Regions from separate parts of the Mus musculus genome. Here region 1 is linked to region 2. The links are chromatin loops, found by intact Hi-C in ENCODE. Cell type or tissue: heart. All regions are shown on one strand.

Evidence for each region. Hi-C counts contacts between places; a loop is a spot of excess contacts. Peaks named below come from ENCODE experiments on the same cell type or tissue, not always from the same donor. Only the 100,000 strongest peaks of a DNase experiment are listed, where the experiment ranks them.
Region 1: it touches region 2 in a loop (9-fold over the local background); 11 of 42 quality-filtered maps call a loop at or near these places.

What each region holds. Positions count from the first base shown.
Region 1 is chrX:155,258,321-155,266,320 of GRCm38, forward strand. It overlaps Acot9 (acyl-CoA thioesterase 9), which reads left to right and starts at 4,123. Exons shown (of 15, transcript NM_019736.4): 1 at 4,123-4,354. The coding sequence starts at 4,335. In heart, a CTCF peak has its summit at 4,116 (motif pointing left); a DNase peak (open chromatin) is centred at 4,121; H3K4me3 peaks cover 1,299 bases; H3K27ac peaks cover 527 bases.
Region 2 is chrX:155,140,389-155,148,388 of GRCm38, forward strand. It overlaps a transcript of Cldn34b2 not described here. Among named protein-coding and RNA genes, the nearest start is that of Gm25429, 4.5 kb to the left of the region's middle. In heart, a CTCF peak has its summit at 4,517 (motif pointing right); a DNase peak (open chromatin) is centred at 4,513.

The DNA.
Region 1 (8,000 bases), 120 kb after region 2:
GAGCAGAAAGATTTTGGAACTATATCATCAGGAAGTCTGATGTGAGATTGTTTCTCCTAAAAATGACAGGGAAGGTACACCACATACTACAATAATATGGCTGCCTAAACAATGAAACCACTAGTAAACTAATGTGGAAAGAGGAAATAAAAAAAAAAATTTGTTTGCTTTATATCCTGATCACTGCCCCCTCTCCCAGTCACCCCCTCCCATAATCCCTCCTCCATTCCCCCATCCCCTTCTCCTCTGAGAGGGTTGAGGCCCCAGAAGGGGGAGCTCTTAAGGAGCACCATCCCTAGACAAATAGCTACAGGCAACTAATGGTTGTTGAGAAAGGGCAAATTAGTCTTACCCATGGATGAGCTCTTTACTTGGTCAGCCATAATGTCATACATATACAAACAACACTAAATATACTTAGCAGGTTTTATTTATGTATTTATGTGTGTGTGTAACAATAATAAAATGAAGAGGCCCAGAATTTGAGAGGGTACATGGAAGAATTAGAGCAATTAAAAGGAAAGGGGAAATGATATAATTCATTGTATTTAAAAAAATAATATGAAAAGAAAAGAATGAGAGGACTGGAGAAAGAAATGACTTAGAAGTTAATGGCATTGTGGTGGTGAATAAGAATGGTCCCCATAGGGTCATACATTTGAATGTGTAGTCACCAGGCAGTGGCACTATTTGAATAATTAGATTAGAAAAATTAGGAGGTGTGACTTTGTTGGAGGAATCTCTCTCTCTCTCTCTCTCTCTCTCTCTCTCTCTCTCTCTCTTTCTCTCTCCCTCCCCCTCTGCCTATGGATCAGGATGTAAAATTCTCAGATACTTCTCCAGCACCACATCTCTTTACATGCCACCATGCTCCCCACCATGATGATTGTAGAGAACACAGTCCATGAATGAAGCTGGGTGACAATTCTGATTGCTTGTGAGAAAACTTCAAGAAAATGGGATGAGTCCAGTCACCTGGGTCCTCCAAAGCACAGGATTGGTCTTGGAATGTGCTTTCTTGTCCCCCTCCAGGTGTAGTAAATAGAAGTGGGTTTACTTCCAATTACCTATTATCTTACTATTATTCAGATGATGTCTCCAAGCATAGAGTTGTCCATGAAACTATATACAGCTTGAACTCATGTTTTACTTTGCTCATATGACTTTGCTTAACCCTCAGAATCTAAGTTGTCTGATGCTCCAAATAAAGTTGACTTTTGCATGAGACTGTAGTCTGCCTCCTTTTTAGGATCTATTCTTCCAGGTTCATACCACCAACTAGAACAGTGACAGATGATAATGGACTAAACTTCTGACACTATAAGCCAGCCCTAATTAATGCTTTCTTTTATAAGAGTTGCCTTGGTCATTGTCTTAGTTAGGGTTTTACAGCTGTGAGCAGACACCACCTTCAAGACAACTCTTATAAGGACAACATTTAATTTAATTGGGGCTGGCTCACAGGTTCAGTTGATTATCGTCGAGGAGGGAGCATGGCAGTGTCCAGGTAGATGTGGGGCTGGAGGAGCTGACAGTTCTGCCTCTTTTTCAGAAGGCAGCTAGCAGAAGGTTGGCTTCCAGGCAGCTCAGATGAGGGTATTAAAGCCCACACCCACAGTGTCATATCTACTCCAACAAGACAATACCTCCTAATAGTTCCACTCCCTGGGCCAAGCATATATCACCCATCACAGTCATGGTATCTTTTAACAGTAGAACATTGAATACGACAGGCATGCACTTTTCTTGCAAAGGAGACAAGTTCAGTTCCCAGCACTCACATGTATTACTCAGAATGATTCAAAGCCACCTATACTTCCACTTCTGGATTCCTCAGGTCCCTGCCCTCACATGCACATATATACACCCAGATACACATAATGAAAAGTATAAAATCATGTTCTCTGAAAAGGTAAATAAATGAAGCATGAGAAAGTTTATTCATTTCAGAAAGTCCTTCAGATCTACTTCTAAGGTGGTTTCACTGAAATGGTTCTTCACAGGAGCAATAGAAAACTAACTTAGTCTCCTAATTTACTCTGGATCCTTTTCCCACTTTTTGGCATTAGGACTCAAACACAGGATGTTACACATGTTGGGCGAATACTACCACTGTGCTAACATCTCAGAAACATGCCCCGCCCCTTTAGTTTATTTTGAGAAAGAGTCTTACTGTTTTGTGGAGGCTGGCTTTGAATTCATTACAAAGCCCAGGGTAGCTTCAGAATGACTGAATCTCTTGCCTCAGTCTCCAGGAACCTTGTATTTCAGGAATGTGCCATCACATCCGGCTTATTTAGATACTTTTGAGTTAGCTATATAATACAGGAAATGAGCCAATTTTAGAAACACAGTTTCTCTAGTCTATGAAACCATAGCATAAATTAGCTTGAAAGCCGATGACATAAACTCCCAGGAAAATTCTTTATTTAAATCAGATATCCAGAATCTCTATTAGCAGAAGGGATTATGTTTATTAATACTTTTCATTCATACTTCATGGGTGAACTGTAACATAGTATAACATTTAGCTAGTTCAATGTTCTACTTGTAGTGAAGACAGTGAAAATGCATTCGTTAATCTATCATTAGGCATTTTACATTTTTCATTATATGTGGAACACAAGTAAGAAAATGGTGAGTTGGCAGATCACTTGTGTAAGGACAGTGAATTTCATCATGGCATAATTGTTGCATGTTTTCTCCACAGTTACATGTTTTCTATCTGGCTTTGTGACTTACTTTGCCTTCTATCCATGCTTTCCAAACGGTGATACATCTTAAATGTCTTACAATGGCAACAAGAACAACGATGAGACATAGGGGTTGCTAAGACATTAAAAGAATAATACAACACATTTATTTTTATGTGTATTAGTCTTTGCTTGCTTGCATGTATGTATGTATGTATACTATGTGTATGGCCTGGTACCTGCAGAGGCCAGAGGAGGCCAACTGATCCTCCTGAAAGTGGTTGGAGCTGGCACATGGGTACTGGGAACGGAACCCTGCTCCCCTGCAAGAACAAGTGTGCTAACTAATCTTTCTAGCCTGGTTAAAGGACTAAGCTAGAGACACACATGAATGCTAGGTGGCTGATTTTAATAGGGCTTTCCTGACTTTAGAACTAATATTAGCTAAGTAGTGAGACATTTCTCACTTTAGATATTATCTTCAGTGGAGTCTATGGGGTTCATTGCTCAGGACTTATTTTCTAAGAAAATGCTTTGGAGTCTCATGAAGGGTCACTTAAGTAAACTTGTATAATTAGTAGATTGTGACTCAGCACCTGGCCATGTGTCTGAGTGAGGGAATTCCTCGGAGGTAAATTAGACCTTCTCATAATTGATGAGTCTAGGAATGTGCCATCATGCCTAATTCTGAAAACTTCCTTTCTTCTGTCCTTTTTCTCCTTTTTTGGAATTGGGACTTGAACCCAGGGACTCTGGCATGCTAGGCATACACACTCTGCCACTTAGCTCTATCCCTCAATCCTTTTTTTTTTTAACCTTTCATTTTGAGATTGGAGCGCAGTAAACTGCACAGGTTGGCCTAGAACTTTGTAATCAGGCAGGTCTTGAATTTGTGATCTCCCAGACTCAGCTTCCTGGGTTGCTTGGATAACAAGAATGGGCCTCCCTTGAAATTCTCTTCAACTTAATTTTTCTTACTAAGCTTCATCTTTTTAAAAACCAAAACGTCAAATAAAAACAGGGACACTATTTCTTACGGCCTAAACCTCACTTCAGCCCTGGTTGGCCTCTAAGTGGTAGCAATTCTCTTGCCTCAGTCTTCCTACTTCTGGGAAAATAAGCAGGGTACCCATATTTTGAAAAGCTGCTCATATGATGCCAAGGGCAAGAACTACAGACTGGGAGTAAAGGTTCAAGTGTCAAAAATAAAAGAGTTCTACCAAGGTGGAGGAACGAGGTGCTTTGCTGAGTGGTTCATTTACTTAACAATGGAGGGAAGAGCCCTGCTTATAAATAAGTCTCCGACCCCACCTAGCTGATTGAGTGGGAAATTCCATTGTCTCGGTCTCCAGTCTCCAGCTGCAGACCAATCAAATAGCAGGACCCGCCATTCTCTACGCAGAAGTCCCGCCCCCTGGCGGCACAGCCCTACCCCGGGCAGCGCAGCCCCGCCCTTCCTGCAGTGAGGCCCTCCCTATCCCGGGCCCTCTTGTGGCGTCACCTAGAAGGTGGGAACCAAGATTCAGTCCGGCGCGGTTGCCGGTGTTTGGAGGTGTCCTCACGCTCACGCTCTTCTGCTACCGGTTTGTCTCTACCCGGGAGGACCTTGGTTGTCCACCCGTGGGTAGGCAGTGGAGTGCCATGAAGCGGGCAGCGATACGGTAGGTGGCAGGGCGTGGAAGGGCGCTGCCCCGGAGTGCCCACGCCTTCCCCTTTGAGGCTCGGAGCCTAGCGGGGCGGAAGAAGCCGCGGGTGGGATGGGGGTGGTGGATATTTGGCTTGGGAGGAAAAGGCACCCAGTGCCAGACCCCGTCCTCCGGCCTACCCTGGAAAAATGCCACCACCCTACTTTAGCGACAGCTGACACTTTTAAAAGGGAAGACGTTGGGTGTTCCCTTGAAATTCCTATCCTTTTGCTCACCAGGGGTGTGGCTGGAATCTTGGTGTAGCCCCTTTTTTCAAAAGCCAGTACTTTCAGTTCTGCCTTGCCTTGCGAGCACTTTTCTCTTAAAAAAAAAAAAAACATTTTGGGGGTTAAGTGCATGACACACTTGGAATCTGTCTTAAGTATGTTATCATACTTGTAAAGACTGTAGAGACCATTTGGCTCTCTTAAGCTGATTCATCTGTTTGGTTTAATTTTATTTAGATCTATTTTTTATTATTTTATGTATGAACATTTCTCTTGCATGTGTGTCTGTGTCCCACATGCCTGCCTGGTGCTTGAGAAGGTGGTGAGCCTCCATCTGGGTGCTGGGAATCAGGTCTTTTTGCAACAAGTGCTCTTAACCACTGAGCCAACTCTCCAACCCCTTGTTTGTTAATTTACTCTTTTTTTTTTTTTTCTGAGACAGGGTTTCTCTGTGAATCTTTGGCTCTCCTGGAATTCACTGTATGTAGACCCAACTCATCTCAAAATCAGAGATCTGCCTGCCTCTGCCTCCCCAGTGCTGGGATTAAACACATATCAACATCCTGTTTGTTTTTGAGATAGAATTTACTGTGTAACCTTGGCTGGCCTAAAGTTGGCTATCTATATATATCGATATCTATCTCTTTCTTTATCTATATCATCAACCAGACTGGCCTCGAACTCACCATATATCTACCGTCCTATGCTTCTCCAGTGCTGGCCTGAAGAGCTTGAGCCACCACTTCCAGCTCTTATCTGTATATTTATTTATTGCTTTGAGATCTCTAGCCAAGAAACCAGGTAATACTAGCAGGCCTCGGACCCATGTCAAGTCTGTCAGGTTTCAACTTTTCTAGTGCTGGGATTTACAGATGTATTTTCTCGTGCCCAGTTTAGAACATGCCTTTGATAAGCAGCAAGGCCTTGTAATGAAAGTGCACCCTTGGACCACATAGGCCATTTTGGTAGATCTAATTTCCAACTGGCACAGTTAAGGAGCATGGTCTTTAGGCTGCCAGTCATGTCTGGCTGTCCCACAGTATGCAAGGTTTTTTTTTGTTGTTGTTTTTTTTGTTTTTGTTTTGTTTTGTTTTGTTTTGTTTTTTCCAGCTTGCCTGGTTCCAAGAGAATGGCACTTGCTTTGGATTCAGAAGCCATCCCACTATTGGTGAGCCTGACTTTGACATGGGTCTCACTAATTCTGTCCTTGGTCTGCCTTTACTTTTTCTAGGACCCTTGCTGTCAGTTGAACAAGGTGTGTTATCTCCCTACCCACCAGCACCCAAGCCTTATTACACTATTTGAAGACAGGTTGAAAGTCATTAAAAGACGGCATGGTTACCTTTCAACATAATACGAAAGGGTTCAACACTTTTGTAACTTTGCCTGTGTGTCTTCTTCGATAAGACCTTTTAAAAAGTGTTGAAAATGTTTATTTTTATATGTGTTAGTGTTTTGCCTGTATGTATGTATGTATGTATGTATGTATGTATGTATGTGTTCCATCAGCATGGCTGGTGCCAGTGGGGGCCAGAAGAGGGCATCACCTCCTCTGGAACTGAAGTATCAGGTTTATGAGCAACCATGTGAGTGCTAGAAACCAAACCCAAGCCCTCTACTAGAGTAAGAAGTAGTCTTAACTGGACTGGAGAGTTGGCTTTGTGGCTAAGGGTAGTGGCTGCTCTTCTAGAGTACCCAGGTTTGAGTACTCCAGTTATAGGAGTTCTGACTCCCTCTTTGGACCTTTACAGGCACAGACATGCATGGAGGCAGAACACTGAGACACATAATAATAAAATCTCAAAGGAGTTTTTTTTTTTAATAAACAGTTTTAATCCTTGAGCTCCTCTCTCCCCCAGTTTGGAAGTCCGTCCTTAAAGTACTCTGTAATTTTGTGTTCCTTTCTTGTGAGTCCTCTAGAACCTGAATAGGAGCAGCAATCCCTATATAATGTGTGTGTATGTGTATATATATATATATACATATATATATATATATATGCATATATATATGAAAAATTGGAGAGATGTTTGGGTAGAAATGCTTGCTATGCATATAAAGTATATATATATATGTATATAGTATATATGTGTATGTATATGTGTGTGTGGATATATATATATATATATATATATATATATATATATATATATATATGGTATAGAGTGTTATTTGGTGTTTGCTTGTGTAGCTTTTTCTCAGACGCACACAAGTCATCCCACTTGATTTAGTCTGCATGTTGAGGTATTTCCTCTGAGTAGTGGGGGTATGCCTAGTCTTTCTTGTGCTGTTGTAGCTGCAGGGCCTTGCACATCCTAAGCAAGTCTTCTACCAAGCTGATACCCCTCCAACCTCTGATAATGGGGTAACATTTTTTTCTTGCCATTTTCTCCATATTTGGAACCTAGGATGGAGCCAAGCTGTTTCTTTTCACAACTTCAGGTGACTCTGTGGCTCCCTAGGCAGGCCATGAAGAGATTGAGATTCTTGGGCCTCTTTCACTAGAAAGGTTCAATCTTGGGGTTCTGTGGCCTGAGAATCCTAAAGGCCCACGGCAGTTTCCTCCCCCTATCCTAGGGATTGTGGTGAGCTGCTCTGTGAGATTATTGGAAATAAGGAAGCTAGTAAAGTAATTGTGATGTACTGCTTCATCACCTACCAGTGCTCTGAACACAGTCTGTTAGGAGTTTTTGTCATTATGCAACATCACAGAGTGGACTTACACAAACTCAGATGACATAGCCTAGACCAAATGATAAAACTAACAGCTCCTCAGCTGGGAACCTATAGCGTAGTACTATGTTGAATAGTGTGTGCTATTGTAACATATTGGTAAGTTATTTCTATGTCTAAAACAAACAAACAAACAAACAAACAAAAAGATAGAGTAGTAATTTGCTATAAAATAAAGAAGGGTGCATTTCTTTACCATTAACAGAGCTTATGGGACTAGAAGTTGTTCTAGATGAGTCAGCTTAAAACACAAATATATTGTATAGCTGTTAAAACTCTATTCTTCTTCAAATCACTGTTCTATAAGTGTTCAAGGTTTAAGGGACTAGAGAGATGGCTGTGTGGCTAAGAGCACTTGTTGCTCTTCCAGAGGACCTGAGTTTGGACCTCATACCTGTTTCAAACAGCTCACAGCCACCTGTAACTCCAGCTCAGCAGAGTCATTGCCCCACAGGACATCCTCCCTCCCACACATACATGTGCAAATACCTACATACAGATGCATACATACCTCAGCCTCTCAAGTGCTCTGATTGCAAGCATGTGCCACCACCCTTGAGTTTATGTGTGTTAGAAATGGAACCCAGGGCCTCAAGCATACTGGGCAAGCACTCAACCAACTCAGCTATCTGCTCAGTCCATACAAAAATACTGTATTCGTA
Region 2 (8,000 bases):
TGAGTAGGTGGTTATGTTACATGAGGCCATGGTACTGTATGTACTGTCATGTGGCCCTGCAACAGCAGGGATCTGTTACCACCAAAGACTATAGAGACATCCCTGGTCTGGGCTGTGTAGAACTGGCCTCATTAATCACCTGACATCAAGGGATAACTGACACTGGGAACATGAGAGCAGGAAAATTGCCCCTGACCCTGATCCTGACCCTGACCCTAACCAGCTGCAACTCCGGAGAGCAGCAGTGCACATTGCCAGAGTTGTGGGTGAGCCAGCCCTGAGGATATAAGTGTAGGAGAACTGGCTCTACCCCTCAGCATCTGTGCAGTGGCATGGAAGAAGGATAGATACCTTTGTCTTCACCTCATGCCTCACCAACTGCAGCAGGCAGCCCTGGTTCTGGAGTCAAGAGAGCAGGAGAGCTGGTCCCGCCTCTCAGGAGAGTTGCCCTACACCTCACCTGGACAGCACAGTAGAGATGACACTGGTGGCAGAAAAGCAGGTGAGCCAGCCTGAAGATATGAGGGTAGGCGCTATTTTATTTTACTATTTTATTTGGGTTCTTTTGTCACTACCTCCCTTCTAACCATTATTCCAAACTAATCCCTTCCAAACCCGCCTAAAACTAGGTAGGAGAGAAAGAATGTTAAAGGGGGAAGGGGGTGTAGACTTCTACATGCTACTTCCTGCTAAATAGAGACACAGTTTCTTTGGGGCAAGTCCAATCTTTATTGTCAGGTTATCTCCAATGTCTTTTAATCAAACTGCAACAACAGCAACCAGGAGCATCAACGGGGAAGCAGCAGCTTCCTTCTTCTTCTTCAGAGTCCCTCCACCCACTCTAGCATTTATATACTCACCAGAGTCCTCAAAATTAAACCATTCACAGCTAGCAAAATTATGCTCCTGCCAGAGCAGAGCATTCACAAGGTGAATAGTCTGCTGCCATGGATAATCTGAAGCAGCCCCATAGCCCACACCTAAGATTACAAAAAAAAAAAAAACCACGTTTATGTAACATAGCTGGGTTTGGGATATGGAGGGATATGAGAGGCAACTGGAAAAAAATGCAGGTAGAGATTTGGGAAGCAAATAGCACAAGCAAAGGGAGAATGCCAAAACTCTCACTACATTTCTCCCCTTCTAATCTAAAAACAAACAAACAAACAAACAAAACAAAAAACAAAAACAAACAAAAAACAACAAAAATACACAAAAAAACAAAACCTTTTTCTCTAACATTAATGAGACTTTTTGTTTTCTTAAAACGAGATTGTCAATGAACCAAACACTTTTTAGATCAGTAGTTTCTCCTATAACTTGATAACTCTCAGGTGCTCTTGTCTAAAACTTGCTGTTGAGCCTGGTTCTAAGGTGAACCCTTGCATTCTCCCTTTCCCATATCCATTTAAAGTTTTCCAATTGCTCATATATTCTCCCAACATTTAGTGAGACAGAGTACAGGAGGAGGAAGAGGAAGAAGAAAATATAGAAAATTCCCTCTGGAAGCAAAGTGGGAAAGAACCCAGTGGCAGTATCTGCAATAAACTTTCTGTGGATGTCCTGAAGCAGTATATTCATTCCTTCATATCCTACCATCTCCCCTACAGCACTAGATACTATGTTTCTCATTTTGCTTTGCCCTGTGTCTAGGCACTACTTGATAGCATTTTTTTTTGTCCATTTTATTTGGTATCCAGAGTCTTGGAATTAAACTACCTGCAGCTGACAGAATCATATGCCTGCCAGACCATGAACAAGTCTGCTGCTGTGGATAATCTAAAGCAGCCCTTTATCCCATACCTGGGATTAAATAAAAAACATGTTTACATAACATAACTGGATTTTTTTAAAGAAACCGAATCTCTCACATGTGAGTATGGGAGACCTGGCCCTACGGTTTTTCTGCCATGTGGTTACATGTTCAAGGGAGAATGCCAGCCTCCTCTTGCCCCTGCCCACCTACAACATGCAGGAAAGCTGGCACAGACAGAGAGAGAGAGAGAGAGAGAGAGAGAGAGAGAGAGAGAGAGAGAGAGAGAGAGAGACCCGGTCAGAGTTGAACAAAGATGACAACAATGAGCATCTCAAACTGAATGGAAAGAAGTCCAAAAGGCCTGAACCCCACACAAAGAAGTATAGACAAGTGAAGACAGCCAGAAATTTAAGAAGCAGCCTTTCTCAGGGAAGAGCACACAATATATACATGTAAAAATATATATAGGTAGCATTATATGAACTGAAAGGATTGTATCTAGGAATATGCTTGTGTGTGTGTGTGTGTGTGTGTGTGTGTGTGTGTGTGTGTATGTAAGGGGTATATGGGAGAGTTTGAAAGGATGAAAAGGTATGAAGAAATGTAATGAAAATATAATCTTAAAATTAGAAACTGTTGTCCCTGGTGTCCTGACCATCCATGGAATATCTGATTCAGAATGTTCTATAAGGACCAGTTTTACTAAATATTTAATCCTTTGGAACCAGATGAAGCTAGTCATACAGCCTTACCAAAAGTAAAAGGAAGGTCCAGAAAACTCTCTCCTAAGTCCAGTACACCTCCTCTGCTTAATTCTCTGCTAAGTGGCAATGCAATAGATGATCCACGCCCATGAAGGGTCCCAATATAACATATATAGAGATATAAAAACAAAAATATTACAGAGAATGGGGTTCAGAGCCATTTAAAAAATACTATCCTTTTGTCTAAGCTCTAAACTTTGACTCTGTAACTCCTTTCATGAGTATTTTGCTCCCTATTCTAAGGAGGAATGAAATATCCACCCATTGGTCTTCCTTCTTCTTGATTTTCTTGTGTTTTGCAAATTGTATCTTGGGTGTTCTATGTTTCTGGGCTAATATCCACTTATCAGTGAGTGCATATCTAATGACTTCTTTTGTGATTGGGTTACCTCACTAAGGATGATATCCTCCAGATACATCCATTTGTCCAAGAATTTCATAAATCCATTGTTTTTAATAGCTGAGTAGTACTCCATTGTGTAATTGTACCACATTTTCTGTATCCATTCCTCTGTTGAGGGACATCTGGGTTCTTTCCAGCTTCTGGCTATTATAAATAAGGCTGCTTTGAATATAGTGGAGCATGTGTTCTTATTACCACTTGGAACATCTTCTGGGTACATGCCCAGGAGAGGTATTGCTGGATCTTCCAGTAAATGGATCCCGGGGATCCATCCCATAATCAGCCACCAAACCCAGACACTATTGCATATGCCAGCAAGATTTTGCTGAAGGGACCCTGGTAAAGCTGTCTTGTATGAGGCTATGCCAGTGCCTGGCAAATACAGAAGTGGATGCTCACAGTTATCTATAAGATGGAAAACAGGGGTGGGGTATGGGGGACTTTTGGGATAGCATTGGAAATGTAAATGAGGAAAATACCTAATTAAAAAAATCATATGAAGAATAAAAAAAATAAAGCACTGCACTTTACACACACAAAAAAAGATGGTAAACAGGGCCCCCAATGGACAAACTAGAGAAAGCACCCAAGAATCTGAAGGGGTCTGCAACCCTATAGGTGGAACTAACCAGTACCCCCAGAGCTCATGTCTCTACCTGCATATGTAGCAGAAGATGGCGTAGTCAGCCACTACTGGGAAGAGAGGCCCCTTGGTATTGCAATCTTTATATGCCCCAGTACAGGGGAATACCAGGGCCAATGGGTGGGTAGGGGAGCAGGGCGGAGGGAGGATATAGGGAACTTTCAGGATAGCATTTGAATTGTATATAAAAAAATATCTAATAAAAAAGACAAAACAAAACAAAACAAAAAATACTATTACAAAATGTGTGTGAAATGTGACCTTTAGATTAGCAATGCCTTATGAAAACAATTCTTACCACTGCTCAATATTGTCTATGCTTTATAATCAAAAGCAAAACCCCTCATAAATGTAACATATAATCAATTGATTGGACAAGAAAATATTAAAACAGTGGTCCAACAGCTTGTTAGTGCTCTACAGGTTAATAGCCAAATCGACCAAGGTATGTAAGTGTATGTAATAAAGTCCCTGATCTTAATACTTAAGGCAGTTTTCCACTGTCAGACAAAATTCTACAGAGCTCTTTATGTACAGTGTTGTACAAGCTATATAAAGACAAATAGATAATAATGATGTGGAGGCCACTTCATCTCTTTCGTTAACCTATGAAAATGCACATTCTAATTGCAAAAACCCCTTCATTCTGTAGTAGCTACTCTTTTCACACTACTGTTGACAGAACAAAAGCATGCCAGAATGTTGGCACAGAGGATCATAAAGCGCAGAATCTAAGTGCTTCAAATGTGTAAAAAGAGGACACTACCAAAAATAATGGAAACAAAAACTTGCTAATAAACCTCAGTATAATAGGACTTCCTCTCCCCCTCCCCCTCCCCCTCCCCGCCTCCAAAAAATAGGTCAAAATGTAAAAAGGGCCAATCATTGTGATCTAGAACTGATGACAAAGGCAATCCAATTTGGGGGCATGGGAAAGTTAACGCCAGGGGGCAGCAAGATGACACAAACAGGTCCTCTCACACTGTCAGCTTAGACTTCCAATGCTCAGGCCCAATAACAGCTATAATAGACTCAACCAAGCTGCCAAATCCACAGCAGTGCTCCTAAACCAAAGACAATGAGAGATTTGATTACTACCACTAAAATTAATTCGAGATTAGACTTACCTATAACCAAAGACATAAAATTAGATTTAATAAGAGGGGTAAAGAGAATCCCCACAATTCTATGTGGACCCCTTCCAACAGACTGCCCTGGGCTTGGTATTAGGCATATCAAATTGGATTATAAAAGAAATTTTGTTTGCCCAGATATATTTGATTCAGATTATACTGATCAAATTTATATTATGATTTTCCCAGCTACTCCAAGAAATTCCAGTTCTAATTTAATTTGTACAATTGCTTATTATTCCTTATCTGATCATATAAATCCTTGATTAAAGTTACCAAGATCAAGAACTTGGTTTCTCAAACTCATACTTGACTCAGTGTAGCATATAATATAAACCTTATATTATAGTTTTCATAATCTGGCTCCCCATAGAAGGCATTATAGATATAAGATCTGGTGTGTCAATTGCAGCTAACCAATCCCAGCCTTCTAACTGGCACACTCAAGACTCCAGTTTTAGACATTCTAGGGGATAGTGGCAAAAATAGTCCCTTACAAAGTTCAGAAACATGTGTTCCAAAACAAGACTGCTATTTTTCAACACCATATTAGACCCTTGTCTTTCTCCACTTGGGGTAGAGAGCAGCAGTCTCAATGGGGTTGTGATATCTCTATACCTGAATATCCTTTGTCCTAAGGCCCACTGAAATACATGTCTTCAAACTTCTTGGGGTAAATCAGTCACTGATTAAGCTGGCCAAACTTAAACATGTACATCAGGTAATGCAAGAACTTCAGAGAGACCATCAGCACCTGAAATTCACCTATCTTTTTTATATTCCAAAAATTCCTAGTACATGGAGGATTTTTCAGATGAGGCCAATAGATCAAACAAGGAGTCATTAACATGACATGTTGAGGCTGGAATGTGCTGTTCTCTTATTATTCCTGGAGCAAACACTACAAAGTAGAAGAAACTTCTGGCTGTCCCATTTGCCTTCAAAACATTTCCAGATCAGTCCTTCCAGTTCATTGACTCTTATTATGTGGCTCAAGGCATCCTGATATATACATACAGTGCATTAGAGCTTGCATGTGGACTTATGAGAGAAAAGGCTTGAGTGGGAAGTAATGGAATCTCACACAAAGTGTAAGAGGGTGGTGAAAGGAGATTTGTCTCCCAAAATGAGCAAAAACTGTCTGCCATCTCTCCAAAGTTTATAAAAGAAAATTGAAAATATTTTGAGATATAATAGGATGTGTTTCAAGTCGTCTTGGCTCACACCTCAGACTCATTGTGTTATCAGCATTTACCTCCATTCAAAGCTTCCTTTGTAGATCTCACAGAATTGCCTGCCCTCTCACAGAAAGAAATCATCATTCTGACCACTTAAACATGTCCTTTTTTTTTTTAATGAAAGGCTGCTGCTTCCCATTCCTTCTTTCATGAATGTGCTAAAGCTTTACAAAATCAAGTCCAGCTACCACAGGTACGAGCTCAGAGAATTACTTTATCCTCTACCTTGAGATGCTTTCCACCATTTCAAGAAGTGTCAAGGCCTGTGGTCTTCATCCAAATGATCTTTGGCAACCTGATGTTACTCATGTGAATTTCTTTGTACATTCTAAATACAACTGTGTTTGTGTTGATAACTTTCCAGGGATTATTTATGCTACTGGTCAAACATGTGAGCCCATTTGAGTGGCTTGCAGATATTTACTGACTGCTTTCTCTGTAGTGGGAGTCCTAAAACAGATCAACACAGATGATAGTTCTTTGTATATATTTAAACCTTTTATTTCTTTTTGTCAACTAGGAAATTCACTTCTCTCGAGATATTCCCTATAACCCAAGACAAGTCATAATTGAACAAACTCACTTATTACTGAAAAAAATCAAATACTTAAAACAAAAGGGGGTGAATAAGGGCTTAATTTCTCAGGACTAACTTAACAAAGCAACTTATATTTAAAATTCTAGAAGTCATTTCTCTCAGTCTTTTATCTTCAGGAAAAAAAAAAACACACAAAGAACCCAAAAATTTTGTCCAAGCTCATGATTTTAGAAATACTTCCTCAAGGGAAAAAAAAAAAACAAGGTCTGAGTCATTTTCCATTTATAACTTGGAACCTAGGCTACTCATTTGTACACTCTTCTACTGCAAGCTTTCTCTGGATTCCACCAGGATTGGTAGGACATGAACTGGCAACAGAAGACCAGACTGCGAGCTGGTAATAAAAGAACATGTTCCTGAATTTCAACCATGTATAAACTATATGTCACTTCCAATTCTTACTCATTTATCAAACTTCTCATTGCACTGTGATTTTTATCTCCTCCTTTTAATTCTTAGACAAGTCCAAGCCAGGACCTCTGTTAATCAGTCTAGTCCATGGCATTTGGAATCTGCTACAGATCAACGCAATTGTACTCTGAAACACATATGCATAAAAAGGTTCATTGGAATGATTACTGCAGCTATCATACTTTCATAGTTACCATTGCTACAGCAGCAAAGGTTTGATTCCAGTCTATTCAAATTGCAACAACTTTAAATTTCTACCTTCAAAATAAACAGCTTTATGTGGTGTGTCTTAGTCAGGGTTTCTATTCCTGCACAAACATCATGACCAAGAAGCAGTTGGGAAGGAAAGGGTTTATACAGCTTACACTTCCACATTGCTGTTCATCACCAAGGAAGTCAGGACTGGAACTCAAGCAGGTCAGGAAGCAAGAGCAGATGCATAAACCATGGAGGTATGTTACTTACTGGCTTGCTTCCCCTCCTTGCTCAGCTTGCTTTCTTATAGAACACAGGACTACCAGCCCAGGGATGGCACCACCCACAATGGGCCCTTCCCGCTTGGTCACTAATTGAGAAAATGCCTTGTAGCTGGATCTCGTGGAGGCACTTCCCCAGCTGAAGCTCCTTTCTCTGTGATAACTCCCGCCTGAGTCAAGTTGACACACAAAACCAGCCAGTACATGGTGTTTGATAACTAACTTACTCAATACTTCTAACTGATTTCAGTATTAAAGGTTTTTTTTTTTTTTTACATTTAACCTAAATTTATTCATGCTTGCCTAGAGATGGGGAATAGATCATTCAATAAAATCATACAGTAAAAATGGGGGTGGGAAAGGACATGCTATTTTTCTGTCTCTTCCTTAAAATCATAATGTTCCTTTGCAATTTTTTTCAAAAGACCTCCATGACATGTTGCTGGTTCAGGGTGCCCCTACAGTATACCAACCCTTGAGCAGCTCTTCATGGTGACCACTTCCATGGACATGCTTCTTCTTTAATTAAAATAGAAAGGTGGAACTGTGATGATGCACGGTTCTGGAAAATCTCTCTT